Regions from separate parts of the Mus musculus genome. Here region 1 is linked to region 2. Evidence: chromatin loops called from intact Hi-C (ENCODE). Cell type or tissue: left cerebral cortex. All regions are shown on one strand.

The links. Peaks named below come from ENCODE experiments on the same cell type or tissue, not always from the same donor. Only the 100,000 strongest peaks of a DNase experiment are listed, where the experiment ranks them.
Region 1: it touches region 2 in a loop (2.3-fold over the local background); 6 of 42 quality-filtered maps call a loop at or near these places.

Annotation. Positions count from the first base shown.
Region 1 is chr7:117,608,124-117,616,123 of GRCm38, reverse strand. The region is part of intron 5 of Xylt1 (xylosyltransferase 1); the gene reads right to left. Among named protein-coding and RNA genes, the nearest start is that of Gm34762, 150 kb to the left of the region's middle. In left cerebral cortex, no CTCF peak of the experiment used is centred here; DNase peaks (open chromatin) are centred at 1,572, 2,125, 2,883 and 3,983.
Region 2 is chr7:116,641,980-116,649,979 of GRCm38, reverse strand. No RefSeq gene overlaps it. Among named protein-coding and RNA genes, the nearest start is that of Gm46018, 12 kb to the left of the region's middle. In left cerebral cortex, a CTCF peak has its summit at 4,635 (motif pointing left); DNase peaks (open chromatin) are centred at 4,418 and 4,588; H3K4me3 peaks cover 363 bases.

The sequences.
Region 1 (8,000 bases), 970 kb before region 2:
GACAGCCATCACCTTCCTAAGCCTCATGCTCCCTTTTGCGAGTGTCGAGTTACTTAACACAGTGTGCAGCGGACTTAACACAGATACCCTGTGAGGATTGACTTTCTCCATAGCTCACCTAAAACCAGAGCTAGCCATCTCTCTCACTCCCGTGACAGTCCATCTCCTGACTGGATTGAGGCCTCTTTGCTTGGTTTATTTTGGGGGTGCACAGGCAGTGGAGACACTTTCAAGCCTATTTCCTCAAGGCCCCAGATATTTTTAGTACAGACATTAACAACATCTTCTCCCTATGAGGAAGAGCAGGAATCCCAGATCCCCACAATAGAAAAAGTGAAGTTCAAGGCTGTTTGGAGACGAAAAGCAAAGGAGTCAGAAAATAAAGCCAGTCTTGGTTACAAATGTAGTCAAGGTGTGCATAGAAGATACTGGGGGATTGTTTGGGGCGTTCCGGGTGCTGTATTTGTTCCTGGATGCTATAGTTATAATTACAGACCATGGGCACCCAGGACAAGTGAACTGGCTGGAACATCATCCTACCTCCAATAGGCATTCACCTTAACTTTCTAATACATGAGTTTGAAGCCGGGCATGGTGGCGAACGCCTTTAATCCCAGCACTCAGGAGTCAGAGGCAGGTGGATTTCTGACTTCGAGGCCAGCCTGGTCTACAAAGTGAGTTCCAAGACAGCCAGGGCTACACAGAGAAACCCTGTCTCGGAAAAAAAAAAAAAAAAAAAAAAAAAAAAAAAAAAAAAAAAAACAAAAAACAAAACCAAAAACCAAAAACCAAAAACCAACAACAACAACAACAAAACCCACATGAGTTTGGTGTGATATGTCTTGCACTTTATGGGCTTCGGAACTCTCCCTCAGGGGCAGGCCAGTGTGCTGACTGCCTAGCAAGGCACATGTTTCTTATGGTCAGACTCTGCCCACTACAATTTCGGGACTATTTGACTTGAAGCTTTCTAACTGTTCAGCCTCTTCCCTAACAGGTCCTGTCCTATGCCACATGCCTGTGACAGCAGTGGGTGACAACAACAGTCACAGTATAGCAAGGTCCTCGTGATACGGAGTGAGTCGCCAGCAATGAAAGGAATCATGAGACACATACCCAAAGCATCCCACAGAGACTGTGGGGACTGTCCCTCCCTCCATGCAAGCAGCAGGCTGGAGAGCCACCTGGATAATAAAACCCAATCGCTGCTAATTGGATTTACCTTTTTGTTACTCATGAAAATGATGTGGCACTAAAACATGCTCATTGCATTTGAAGGGACCTGCAAATCACTTTGCAAAGCCTTGACACATTCACAGAGCATTTGGGAGAAACACATTTCTCATTTTAAACACACGTATGCCATCTGAAGAGGCCATTTATCTGATGTTCCATCAGTGAGAACTCTGAACACGCCAGCCCTTCCTCAAGATGGCTGTAATGGCAAGGTGACTGACAGGGATCAGCACCAAGGGGCCTGGTTGGTTCTGAGGCTGCTAGAAGCATGAACAAATAAAACTGTAGCCTGCTGTGGTAGCACATGCCTGCAAGACCAGCACTCTGGAAGGTGATGAGAAAAGATGGCATGAGGCCAGCCTGGGCTGTGTAGTGAGATCCTATCTCCAAACAAAATATTTAAATATGCTGTTCAGTTTGGTTTGGATACATACATACATGCATGTCCACAAGGCACACACACGTGTATGTGAAGTCAATTTGTTAATTACAAATTAATTCTCTGTAATCTGGCTGTTATGAGACATATCAAGTAAGTATCCTCTTCGATTAGACAAATTCTAGCTTCCCATATGTCCTAGTCAGTTTAACTGTCAACTTGACACAGCCTAGAAAGGTCTGAGGAAGAACTTGTAGTCCTTCTATGAAAACCCTTCTTCTGTTAGTATCATCACTACGTCAGCAGAACTGGAGTCTACAATGACTTAACTCCCAGACCACCATATAGTTTGGATACTGGCTGAGGGTGGGGCTGAGCTCAAAGGGCTGGTGACTCTCCACTGCTCACCTTGCCCTTCTTGGCCAGCCCACTACGTCTACCAGCTTGTCAGAACTGGATCAAGGTTACAGTGTCTCCTGAGGCAGACAGGAAGCCACATACACTTCTACAGAAAACAAACCCTGTGGCCACCCACCTCTGCAAGCTTTGTACAGACACAGATGTCTGCTTCAGAGAGTCTCTGATAGACCAGAATTGTTACTTCCTGTATGGTCTCCACCCACACGTTCTCAAGGGTATTTGTTTACCTCAGAGCTGAATCGAAAATTTAAGAGATCAGAGTCTGTAAGTAGAGAGTTCAGGCCTTGAGTAGGTAATGTGGCACTTCTTGGGGACAGAAGATTTTAGAAAAAAATTTTCTTTTAAAAAGAATTTATCAGATCCATCAGTGGTTATCAGACTGCAGCCCCCAGACCCCAACCTCTTCCAGGCAGCTGTGGCCTCAGGACATCTGGCCCAAGGCTTCTCTGTAGAATACACAATTCTGTCTGTTTCTACACTGGCATAAGTCATGGGAGAAATTTGCATTGAGTAAAAAGGTTTAGAGGCTTGCAATAAAAGTTCCACAACCATAAAAGCCTAACTCTTTTTATATTTTTAGGAAAGAGGGACGATGACAATTTTTTTCCTTTTGAGTAGCAGTACTTCCTCTAGAACATGGGGAATCCTACTATAACATGGCAAACATGGCAGCTTGGAGGGTAAAAGGGAGACTCCAGACTACGCTGTCAGCACAGGCCCTGGGAAGAGAGGGCCCACTCCATGCGTGTTAGCTCTGTTCTTTTCAGTGTTAGGTTGCCTTTCTTTGCCTTCCTCTCCACCCTGGCTTGCCTGCTCAGTGTCTAGACTTACTGTGCGCTCTGCTCTCTTGGGAGGTGTGGTTCCCCAGCCTCTCAAGAGGCCAGGCTCTGACTTGAGCATATGCTAAGTAGATGCTCTGTGCCTCCAACTGTGCTTTCTGGCTTCAGACGCAAATTCTGCTCTCTGCCACTGAGTTCCTCTCGAGTCAGGTGGAGCTATTTCCACGGGAAAACTGAGCCCTGGTTGTTTGTCTAAATGTACGCGACCTGGTCCTTTGGTCAAGGTTACTCATTTACGGGAATCTCTATCTCTTCCAAAAGAGTTATTTACTCAGGGTCAATATCTTAGCCTGGCTCCCTGTGTGGTTCCATGGCAACCTACACAGTGTTTGCTAACAAAAAAAAAAATTTAGTAAATGCCATTAGGTGCCATATCAGAGAGCTGCGTTAAAGAAGCAATACTTCAAGCGCATTGATCATTGAGGAGCTATTTTCAGATCTCTGGATATTTACATGTCTGTACTGGGAAGAAGGCCATGCAGTTCATTGTAAAGCAGGGCATATACCAGATGAAGGCCAAGCACGCACCTGCTTTGTTCTTGTGGCTGTAATCTCATTCATTCCTTCAGCAAACATGAATGCTAGACTTACTATAAATCAGGACCTGTTCAAGATGCCAAGGGGAGAGCCATGATGGAGACGGAGGCCCTTTGAGAACGAGCTCTGGTTCTGCACGTCCTGGACTACCATAGGTCCTCCATATCAATAGAGGGACACGTCAGGAACATGCTTGCAAAAGCTGAGAGCTGATTGTGTTCTCCACAACAGAGAAGGCAGGCGCTGTGGTAGAAAAAAGGCTAGCAGACATTCTGCACCCTAGCTGGACATAGCACACAAGAGTTGCTTCATGTGCACAGACTGCTGGGTGATAGTCCCAAGGATCCTGTGCCAGGTTCCTGAGGTGGATTTTTTAACATTTGAATTAGATTCCTTCTAGGCTAAAGAAAATACATGGGCAGGTCTAGTAGAGATGAGCCAAATGGGTGACAGCCAGGTGAGCCACTGGTCTTGCAGGAACAGAGCTGACCTGTGTTTGAAGTCTGCCTGTACCACTGTCTTGTAGGCAGCTTTTCTCCTCTAAGCTTCAGTTTCCTTGTTGGAGTCAGGCCAAGACCGGATAGTCCCTGTGTATGAAACGTCTAATTCAGGGCATATAATTATTCCTTGATTATGATAGCTCTTGTGACTTATTTGACTCTGAGAGAGGCAGGAGGTTGGCTTGTCCCACGTCTCCAGCCCTAGCATACCATGCTATGACACACAGCCATTAGGATACCAGGATAGTCTTTGAAGTGTCAAGAGGCTAAGAAGCAACCGGAGTCTAGCCTCAGTGGTTGGTCCTACAACAATGACCATAGATAGTAGAGCATACCCACACACTGGTGTATCTATGTGAAAAACACTGTGCATATTCACAAGCATCCTAGAAGTTAGGCCTCTAAAGGGGAAGCTGAAATCTCTTCTCTTTCTACCCCACCCTCTTAGTGTTTCTCCCCTTTCTCTTACGTAGCCACACACACTAAAATATCACCATTCACAAAAGAATTGAAAAACACACTTGCAAAACTTGAATGTGGGTTTTCTTAGCAGTGCTATTCAAAAGGTGCGAACAACCCGAACCTCCTTCAATGTACAAAGATAGGTGAAGAGGCTGTGGTATAGACATTTGATGGAATATTAAATGGAATGAAACAGAAATGATTTCTACAACCTGGATTAATCATGAATGTATTATGTCAAGGCAAAGAAGCTAGACACAGAGTGACACATATGGCTTTGATTACTATGACATATCCGGTCACCAAATCTAAAGAAAGCAGACTGGTGGATCCCCGGGCTTGGGAGATCCCAAGAGTGACTGCCAAATGAGTACCAGTTTTTGAGGTGATTAAAATACCTAGAACCAGAGGTGGTGCTGGCTGCATGACACTGAAGGCACTAAATGCCATGGGGTGGGATTTATGGCGTGTGGACTTTGCTACCACAAATAAAGAGTAGTTGAGCCTAAAAAGTTCAAACTGTAGAAAAAGTTATCAATGCACAGCTGTCACAGTGACCATGGTACAGTAGCTGTAGCAGGCATATAGGACATAGATTTTTTGAGCTGAGTAGTCACAGCATCCTGGGTGGGCAGCCCCTCTTACAGCAGGGCAAACACGGCTTCCCAGCGCGAGGGCAGCTGGGTCAGTATGGACAGCAACATGAGCGTCTGCAGAGCATGCATGTTAATGTGCTCTCGGCTGTAAGTGTGTCTCTCTTCCCAACAAGCTTCTGAGATCAGTGCTGCCTACTAAGCCCATTTTACAGAGGAAGAAGTAAAGATGGCACGAAGGATACGTCTCCTGCTAAACAGACTACTTGTAAACAGGATCAAAGAGTCGAACCAGAGAGCCTGAACTAAAGCCCTGTTGAATACAGAGGGCTGAGGACCACTTGATTCAGTTAATGGAAACTGGAGGGAAGTTGGGCAGCAGCTGATGTCCTTTCTCTCAGAGGACAGGGACAATAAGCAACTGCCACGTGACAATGGATTGTGTGGGGCTCAGACTCTGTCTCAGAACACACAAAGCTTGCATGAGCCAGGCAGGCTTGGTATCAGGAGGTCCCCGTGTCCCGCTGGGCTCCCTGACAAGCTTCTAGGCTCTGTTCAGGCTCCTCTGGCTAAGCAGAGGTGCGGCTGAGCAGGATTTATGGGAACCCAGCACGGCTCATTGTTCTTTTGAAATGGACCCTCTGGCTTTTCAGATGTCCTCCATTTTTACAGTGGTGAGATCCGAAAATGCCTCTAGCAGGGACAATTAAGTAAAGACAAACCTGTGGGTCCCAACTCAGGCATGTTTTCATTAATTCTGGTTTAAAAAAAGCACAGCAACACATCTCATCTGGTATCTCTTCCTGTACTGAGACAGCAGTCACTACGGGGTTGTCAATGACACCAAGGGGGCTCATGCTTTCATTTCCATGGCATTCAGAAGGTGCCAGGTGCTGTAGCAGGCACTGAAGGCACAGTGGTGGCTAGAACAGATGTGCTCTATGCCCTTGAGTACCTGCAGACCATGCAGGGTTGTCTCTCTGAGCTGCCACCACTGTCCCTGGTTGACTTACCCTCTCTGAGTTAAGCAGGCACCTCACACATGGCAGTTTTAACACTCACAGCAAATGCAGAGGGAGGGAACTTGCCTTGTTTCATTCTTAGATGAGAGAACCGAGGCACTGGGTGGTCAAGTGATTTTCCCTCCACACTACTCAAACCCATCTTTGTTACACTTCCCTGACGGCCTGAGCAAATGGGAAGTTCTGCCAAAGAGGAAAGAAGTTTTAGGTTCAGCTTCATGTTCTTCTCAGGCCACTGGGAACAGGGTGCCTAAAATACGAGCTGCTATGGTTAATACCAACACAGGAAAGGCCAGGATATACTGCTTAGGCTGAGCTAGATGGGATATATTCACTTGTATAGCCTGAGCTCTACTATGCATATCCACTGGCATAGCCTGGGGTACACTGTAGTAATCCACCTGTACAGCCTGGGGTCTACTGTACTTATCATCCTCTTTCCTAGACTGGGATACACCATTCCTGTCCATTTGCACAGTCTGAGATATACCATATCTATCTACCTGGGCTAGCAGGAAAAAAATGCATTTCAATTTCTCCTCCTCTGGAGCCTGGCAAAGTTCTATACTTTTCCCCGCCATCTTTCTCCTTCCTGGCAAACAATGATCAGGAACTGGGGCACTATTGCTATGGCACTGTGCAATTTAAGAAAGAAACTTTGAAAGGCTTCCTGTTGCCGTCAGAACACACTCTGGTCTTTAACATAGATTTCAAGGTTCCCTACGGTCTGACCACCTTCCTCTCAGGGTGTAAGTTGTTGACCATCGCCATCGCCACACACTGCTTACGTCAGCGCTCCTTCATTTGCTGGGTGAGTGGTATTCTCTTCTGCCTGAGGACCTTTGAATGCACAGCCAGGCTCACCCCACCCCCCAGCTCTCCATCACTCAGTTATTTCCTCTTATTTCAACTCTCAACTCAAAGGTAATCCATTCTCCAGGGAAGTTCCTCTGCCCCCTAGAATAGAGGAGATTCCATGCATAACATTTTACTCAGTATGCTTGCGTATCTCTTTTGCAACAATGTCATAAAAGTATAATTATTTAATGGCCTGATCAGTATGTTCTTTAATGGCAGGGGTCTTGGGGCCAGGCAAATGTCAGGCACACTGTAGGTCTTCACTAAGCAAGTGCTAGTTGACTTGATGGTATGGATGAATGAATGAATGAATGAATGAATGAATGAATAGACAGGCCTTAAAACTGATGTTATTAAAATGCATTTTGTTTTTAACATTATTTGAAAGTGTTTCGTTCTCTCTTTGGAATGACATTGCCACCTGCTGCAGACTCCAGAGACCAATTACAGGAGAAGAGATTGTGCAGATAGAGGCAGAGGGACAGTAAGGAGTCAGAGACACAAGACCTACCAAGTTACAGAAAGAAGACAAGGATTCTGGGAAATCTTGGAGCATTTGAAGATATTAAGGCATTAGCCAGAAACACGAATGTTTAACCAAGAAGTGAAGCATGTGTATACAAGCATGTGCTTGTGTGTGTGCATGCAACATGTGTGTTTGTGTGTAAGCAGAGATCTTGGCAAGAGCTAAGACCAGTGACTGTTGGCACCAGTGCCATTAGCCTTTCTGATTCTGGCTGAGGCTGGTGGCGCAGGGTGAACTGCAGGGCTAATGAGCACCAGGTATTAATGATGAGTTTTCACAGAGAAGGTTGGCTCTGGCTGAGTTTTACAGCAGGGGGCTAGACTAAACTAATGACACGGACTTCTGCCTGCAAGCCAGCTATCTTTGTCTTCTTGGCTGGCTCTGGCAGGACAGTCTGATGCAAGGGCTGTACTTCACAAGCTACATCTAGGCTAGAGATGAAGGCTGAAGAAGAAGCCCACTGGGGTGCATCAGTTGTTGCTGTTCAAGGGCAGAGGAGACAGAACAGAGGGCATTGGTAATGTGCTATCATCTGGGATCCTGAAGACTGACCCTGCGAGGGGACTAAAAGCTGGCACACAGGCTGAAGAGGCCATCTACAGTGACATCCAGGGAAATGTGTGAATGG
Region 2 (8,000 bases):
CCTCTAAGAGGGTGCTCCCCCACCCACCCACCCACCCCCAGTATCCTCCTTCCCTGGGGCATTAAGTCTCTACAGGATTAGGGGCACCCTCTCCCACTGAGGACAAACAAAGCAGTCCTCTGTTACCTATGTGCCAGGAGCCATGAACCAGCCCATGTATGCTCTTTAGTTGATGAATTAGCCTCTGGGAGCTCTGAGGGGTCCTGGTTAGTTGACACTGTTGGTCTTTCTATGGGGTTGACATCCCCTTCAGCTCCTTCAATCCTTCCCCCGACTCTTCTATAGGAGTCCCAACCTCAGTCCACTGATTGGCTATAAGTATCTACATCTGTCTCAGTCAGCTGCTAGTAGAGCCGCTCAGAGGACAGCCATGCTCGGCTCCTGTCTGCAAGCACAACATGGCATCAGTAATAGTGTTGGGCTTGATACCTGCGCATGGGATGGATCCCAATTTCGGCCAGTCTCTGGATGGCCTTTCCTTCAGTCTCTGCTCCATTTTTGTCCCTGCATTTCCTTTAGACAGGAACAATTCATGGTCAAAAATTTTGAAGAAAGGTGAGTGGCCCCATCCCTCGGGGGGGGGGGGTCATGTCTATCTACTAGAGGTGGTCTCAAAAGACATGCATGGCATATAATCACTGATGAGTGAATATTAGTCAAAAAGTACAGAATACCCATGATACAACTCACAGACAGTATAAAGTTTAAGAGGAAGGAAGGCCCAAGTGAGGATGCTTCAATCTCACTTAGAAGAGAAAAGAAAATAATCATAGGAGGCAGAAGGAGGAAGGGACCTGGGTGGAAGAGGAGAGAGTAAGGGAAAAAGGGCAGCATCAGGTATGGGGGAAGACAAGAGAGAATCCCAGAAGGCTGGGAGAATGAATGGAAATATGCAGCTGTGGGTGGTGGGGGCAGGGGGACACTCTAGAAAGTCCCAGAGACCTTAGATATGAGAGGCTCCCAGGACTCAATAGGGATGACCTTAGCTGAAATGCCCAATAGTATCCTCATTTAAAAAAGAAGAATCAAGATCAATGTGTGCTGCATGGGGAGCTTTAAGCAAGCATTTTAGAAAGATTCAATGGAGAGCAGTAAGTTGAGGGCTAAGCCACACACCTGGACACCATAATCCAGGACAGAGATGTAAATAGCCTTCACAGGGGCAGTGGGATGGAAGATTTCTCCCAGGATGCTATGAGGATGCTGTCAGAGACAAGACCATGACAGGCTACTGATCCCCTAAGGTTAAAGCTTCCACTTTCCTGTTGCAAGATTTCCCCTGCTAGCCTTACACTGCTTCCTCCAAGTCCCTGCCAAGGCTCATATCTTTGTCTTCAAGCCCCTGGCTCTGTGATACACTGCATCTTGACATTAACCTAAAGATTTCAGTTACTTACAAATACAACAAAGAATCATACATACTTAATAAGGTTAACATCGTCATCGTGATAGGATCGCTTTCTGCAGCTAGGCATCATGCTAGCCTTTAACTCTCAAAGGAAGATGCAGTTATCTCCATTTTGCTCATAGACAGCTGAGACTCCAGGTATTTAAAGAGCCTCAACATTCAACTTCTCGTGGGAGAAGGGGAGGATATGGACCCAAGGATGCTCAACTCTACCTTTCCTTCCTTTGGAACCACATGGTCAGTCTCACTTTAGATCTCTCTTTGCTCATTTTCCATGAGTCTTCCTCTTCTTTGGACTCCAACATGAGCCCATATTCTGGATCAGATTGAAATATCAACGACTACATACATTTTTATTTAAATGTCTCAACCTGAAAGAACATGGTTTCAAGTTTCTCTCCTAAGGGACTCAGTGGAACAAAGTTATTCTATTGTGTAAAATCAGATTAAAGAGTCTTGAAAAAATAGAGATAGGTATAAGGAAGTATGAATGGGTAAATGTACATTTGTGGGGGATGGATGGATGGATGGACAGACAGATGGATGTGGGGAGTGTGAATAAATGAATAAGATGCATGAATGTGTGTGGGGATGAGTCGATGGATGAGTGGGTGGGTTAATGAGTGGGTGAATGGCTGGGTGGGTGGGTGAATGCATGGATGGATGGATGGATGGATGGATGGATGGATGGATGGATAAGTGTGGTTGAGTGGATGGATGAGTGGGTAGGTGAGTAAATAGGATACATGGATTATGAAAGCAGTGGTAGATATGTGTATTGATGTGTCTGTCATTGAGTGTATACATGGATAGACAGATGGATAGATGGATGATATGTATTTACAAGTACGTAACATTTCTATACTTGATCTTGGCAAAGGGCAGAGAAATGATTTTTAAAAAAAGCATAAAGCATAAAAGCATAAAGGAACCACAGGTCAGATGGAAGCCTGGATCGTGGCTGCCATTCTTGAGAGAAAACAGAGTCCCTGGGTATACTGGCTGGTTTTATGTGTCAACTTGACACAGGCTGGGGTTATCACAGAGAAAGGAGCTTCAGTTGGGGAAGTGCCTCCATGAGATCCAACTGTGGAGTATTTTCTCAATAAGTGATCAAGGAGGAAAGGCCCCTTGTGGGTGGGACCATCTCTGGGCTGGTAGTCTTAGGTTCTATAAGAGAGCAGGCTGAGCAAGCCAGGAGAAGCAAGCCAGTAAAGAACATCCCTCCATGGCCTCTGCATCAGCTCCTGCTTTCTGACCTGCTTGAGTTCCAGTCCTGACTTCCTTCCAGCAGTATGGAAGTGTAAGCCAAATAAACCCTTTCCTCCCCAACTTACTTCTTGGTCATGATGTTTGTGCAGGAATAGAAACCCTGACTAAGACACTGGGGCAGGAGTGGAAGTGAAAACTACCCAATATTGCACAAAACTGCACCTTTTAAAGCTTGAGTCACAGGCAAATATCTACTTTTAAAACAAATAGTGACACAAAACTGTTATACAGATATACATATGGATGGGTGAAGGTACAGATGAATAAATCCTAAAACTAGTCAATTTTTAAATAAGTAAATAAGTTTTAAGTGTTAAAAAATTTATGGTTGCAATTGATCATCCTTTCAATCTTGGCAGCAACTTCTATTGGTCTGCCTGGGGATTTAATGCAACATGCAACCAACTTAGTGCATAATCAATTACAACATTTGGTTCTTCAAGTCAACCATGCCAATAACGCTGTTTTTCAAAACCAACTCGACGTCAAGGTTGGCTCCCAACAGGCCTCTCAAGGATCTCTCTACAGGAGCTCGTAGCGGGTCATGTGACATCCATCGAGAGCAGAGAAAAATAAATACCAACTTGCTCGCTTGTGTTTGGTTCTGTTTCTTACTCTTATACAGTTCAGGATTTCATACCTAGTGAAGCGGGGAGGAGAGAGGGAAAGAGGAAGGGAGGGAGGGAGAGAAGGAGGGGTAGGGAAGATGGGAGAGAGGGAGGAAGGGAGGGAGGGAAGGAAACAAGGACCACACTGGGCTGGGTCTTCCTACATCAGTTAACTTAATTGATAGAATCCTACGGACATGGCCCCCAAAGGTCAAACCAATGCAGACAGTCCCTCATAATCCTCCCACACTCCTCCCTGCTGAGTCTAGGCTGTGTCAGTTGACAGCTGAAGCTAACTATCCCAGTGGGAGTGGGGAGAACATGAACAAGGAAAGGGGAGTTGTAGAAAGGGGGTATTGACAGGGGTAGGAGGGAGTTAAGAGGGGTTGAGGTGAGAGTACGCCGAATGCATTATGTATATGTGTGAAATTCAATTTAGACAATTTTTTAAAAAGCAACTTCTTCTAGTTTCCTTTCTATTACTTTGTTGAAACACTCTGACCAGAAGTGACTTAGGGAAAGAAGGGGTTTGTTCAGCTTATACTTCTAGGTCACAGTCCATTATTAAGGGAAGCCAGGGCAGAAACTTCTAACAGAAGCTTAAAGCAGAACCCAGGGAGGAAAGGCAGGTGCTGGATCCCTGGACTCATACTAAGTTTGCTTTGTTTAAATAATCCAGGATGGACAGTCTGCCTAGGGATGGTGCTGCTCACAGTGTGCTGGACCCTCGTAAATTAATTAATAGTTAAGACAGTTCCTCACAGACATGCTAGATAATTCCTCAGGAGAGGCTATGTCAAGTTGACAAAGCTAACAGGACACATTTCTAGAAAGCAGTGGAGAAAATGAACTCTGGTCCATAATAGGTGTATCGATTTCCTTGGTGTTGATATGGGAATGAAGAGGGACACGCTAAAGCTTAGGTTGTCAAATTCAAAGGAGTTGTCGGGATTGCACATCCTGAGAGGTAAACTCCACTCACACCAAAGTGTAGGCTTCCCAGTGACAGTTGTTCTAAATGTTTTCTATTCTAATCCAATACGTAAAACACTATCCAGAAGGAGGCGGAAGCTACATGGGAATAACCACCACCTACAATAAGAACCACGCTGACTGCGTGGGGTGGGAGCTGGCTCCAGGTGAGCCATCCTCCGTTCTTTCCCCTAGGCTGAGATGATGTGGTGGAGCTATCAGAGGCACGAAAAATCACCCTTCTTTTGTTTAGATCTGTGAGGCACAAGCCACAGTTCTATTCCTTCGGGGACTGTTTGTAAATTACACATGTCTCATCAAACAAAATGAAAACAGAAACAAGTGTATTGACAGTGATGGCTCAATAGCGCCACCTTCTGGTGAGTCTTATCCCATTCCACAAGTGTTCATGGACCCCACCCTCTTGTTTATCTGAGTGCAGTCTGAGTCTGGACCAGACAGAGCGTCCTATAAGCTAGAACAATAACAGGAGGCATCTGTAAAGAGAGGGAAATTGGGGTGGCCCTGATACCCAAGCACCAAGGAGCATGAACTATAACAAGCATGCATGGTCCTTTTAGAACATGAGGCTGGAAAGCCAGGCTCAGCTGGTAAACCACTCTCCACAGCCACCACAGGTCTTTATGACAGAAGGTCATAGCATCCCAGTGCCCCCTCTGGACTGGCATCATGCTATAACACACTAACACACACACACACACACACACACACGTCCATTCATCCCTCCTGAGACAGCCATCACAGCCATCTTCACTTTGCAGATCAAAGCATTGAGGTTCCAAGAGGTCACACTGATTCTCAGAAGTGATGAAGTCAATAGAGGCTGGATTTGAACTAAAGCCTCAGAAGCCATACCATGCTCTCTCTGACTCTTCACAAGGATGTCAGAAACAAAACTCTGCTTCTGCTTGTGACAAAAAGTGACAGCCACATGTGACACTGAAATGCCTATGCAACCAGCAAACCATTCCACATACAGCAGAGGTCTCTCCAAAAGCTCTCCAGCCGTGTGCCCCTGCCCTACTGTTGCCTAGCTCTGTGATAAACTGCCATGACCAAAAGCATCATGGGAAGGAAAGGTCTTACTTGGCTTGTGGTCCTCATCACAATCCATCATGAGGGAAGTCTTCCAAGGGACTCAAGCAGGAACCTGGAGACAGGCGCTAAAGCAGAGACCATGGCAGAAGGCTGCTTACAGGCTTGCTCCTCCTGGCTTGCTCAGCCTGCTTTCTTTTACAACCCAGGAGCACCTGCCTAGGGTGGCAACGCCTACAGTGGGCTGGGCCTTCCCATGTCAATCATCAATCAAGAAAATGTCCCACAGACTTACCTATCTGATAAGAGACATCTTCTCAGTAGAGGTTCCCTCTTCCCAGATGACTCTAACTTGTGCCAATTTGACAAAAACTATCCAGGACAGTCCCTCTTGTTACCTGGCCAGCTGATTGTCACATATTTGAGTGACTGGACAATGGGTGTGATAAAAATGGGGGACCTTTATGGGTAACATTCTTCTCTTTTGTGTGTACACGTATGCATGTTCACAGGTGTATATGTATGTGCGGGTACACATGCATGTTTGTGCACGTGGAGGTCAGAGGTCAGCTTCAGTGTCGTTCCTCAGGACACAGTCCAGTTTGTTTTCAGAAACAGGGTCCCTCATTGACTCATCTAGTAGGCTAATCAGGCTGGCCAGAGAACCCCGGGAATCTGCCTGTTTCTGCCTCCCCAGTGCTGGGATTACAAGCGCGTGCACCACCAAACATTTTCCGTAGCATTGTACGTGGGTTCTGGAGATCAAATCAGGTCCTCCGGTTTTCATGACAAACACTTTACCAAATGAGCCATCTCCCCACAATGGTGGATCTTTTTACAAGTTAACTTGACTGGGCAAAGGCATGCCCAACTAACTGGAGAAAACACTGCGTCCTGTTATTTCTGGGTGACATACACCTTCCAATCAATGAACAGACCTAAGAAGCACAGCCGCTCAGTGTGGCTGGGAGGCCTCCCTTCAGCAACTGTAGGAAGAGAGTCAAAGCAGGGGAGGGGAGATTTGCTGCCTTCTCCAGCCCTTAGATACCAAAGCTTCTTCTGCCTCAGGACCTCAGCTTTCCCAGGTCTCTGTCCTGCCGGGGGCAGATTTCAGTATTTCTCAGTCTCAACAGTTACACAAGAATACACACACACATACACGCACATGCACACACATGCACGTAAATACATGCATGCACGTATATGTAAACACATGTGTATATATATGCATATGAACACATATATTATACATAAAACCTAAATACATTCAAATACATATGCTCCCATGCATGCACATATATACAAATGTACAAATACTGAAACATACACACACACTCAGGTATGTGCACATGCATGCATACACCTACACAAATACATACATGCATTTACACACATACACACACATTTATACATATGTAGACACATACATGTGCAACCTTTTTTTTATGTTCCTCTGAAGACAGTAAGTAAGTTTAGGAAGCCTGGAGTCCAAGCCCTAGCAGGAGTACTGAGCTACTCATTTGTGCAAAATTGATTTCTTAATCTTTTCCCTGAATGTGTGCCCTGTGCTGACAGTATTGGGGTGGACCCCTGTCTCCTACTGTTCAGCATGCAGCCTGCTTTCCTTTCTATCATTATCTGTTCTCAGGACCTTTGCACTGCCCGTTACATCTGCCTGGACGATCATTCCCTCAGATGTGTGTGAGGCTCATCTCCTTCAAGTCCTTGCACAAATGCCACCACCGTTATGAGACCAAGCCTTGCTACAGCCACCCCCACAGTGTGCCCCAAGTTGAAGCAACTGCCATCTTCTACAATGAGATGTAACCAATGTCTCGGGTCTATTGTCCGTTTTCTCTTACCAAAATGAAAGAAATAGTATTATCCAGATCCAGTGCTCCCTCCCAAACCTCTTTACCTCTGGGGTTTGAAAGGTTTTGTGGTGTTGGACAATGTTACCAAGAGCTGCAATCAATATCATCTGTGTGGTTTGTGGCTATATACTAAGTGTGTTCATTCATGTTCCATTGCTATAACAAAATACCTATGCCTGGGTAACTTATAAAGAATGTAGGCCATTCGGCTCACAACTCTGAGGCTCAGAGACCCAGGAGCATGGTACCAGCACCTGCTTAGCAACTCCTGCTGCTCACAGCAGACAAGGGTGTCTTGGGGTGAGACGTGTCTAGCTCAAGTTTCTCTTTGTCTTCCCATAAAGCCCCTTATCTCATCATGAGGGCCCACCCTAATGACCTCGTCTAACCACATTGCCATTAACAAATGAGCTTACAGGGTAGGCAAGCTTCTGTTGTGAGCCTGTAGGTACACACACCCACACCTCATGGTTTTGATATGAAATATCCCACAAAAGCTAGTGTGTCCATGGAAGAGTTTGTCCCTGCAGAGCTATGTTCAAAGATGATTGGAGCAGGCAAGCTCTGACCTACCTCATGAGTGGGCTGCTCCCACTGATGGATTACCAGTTTAATGGGCTATGTAACGGGAGGAAATAGGAGCTTTAGGGCATGGAATATACTTATGGGAAATAAATCAGTTGGGGGGTGAGCCCTTGAAGGCCATACTTTGCCTGTCTCTGTCTCTGCTTCCTGGCTGCTTCGAGGAAAATATGAGCGTAGAGCCATCCTCTGGAGCATGGTCAATCTGCTAGGGACCGTATCCCTGAA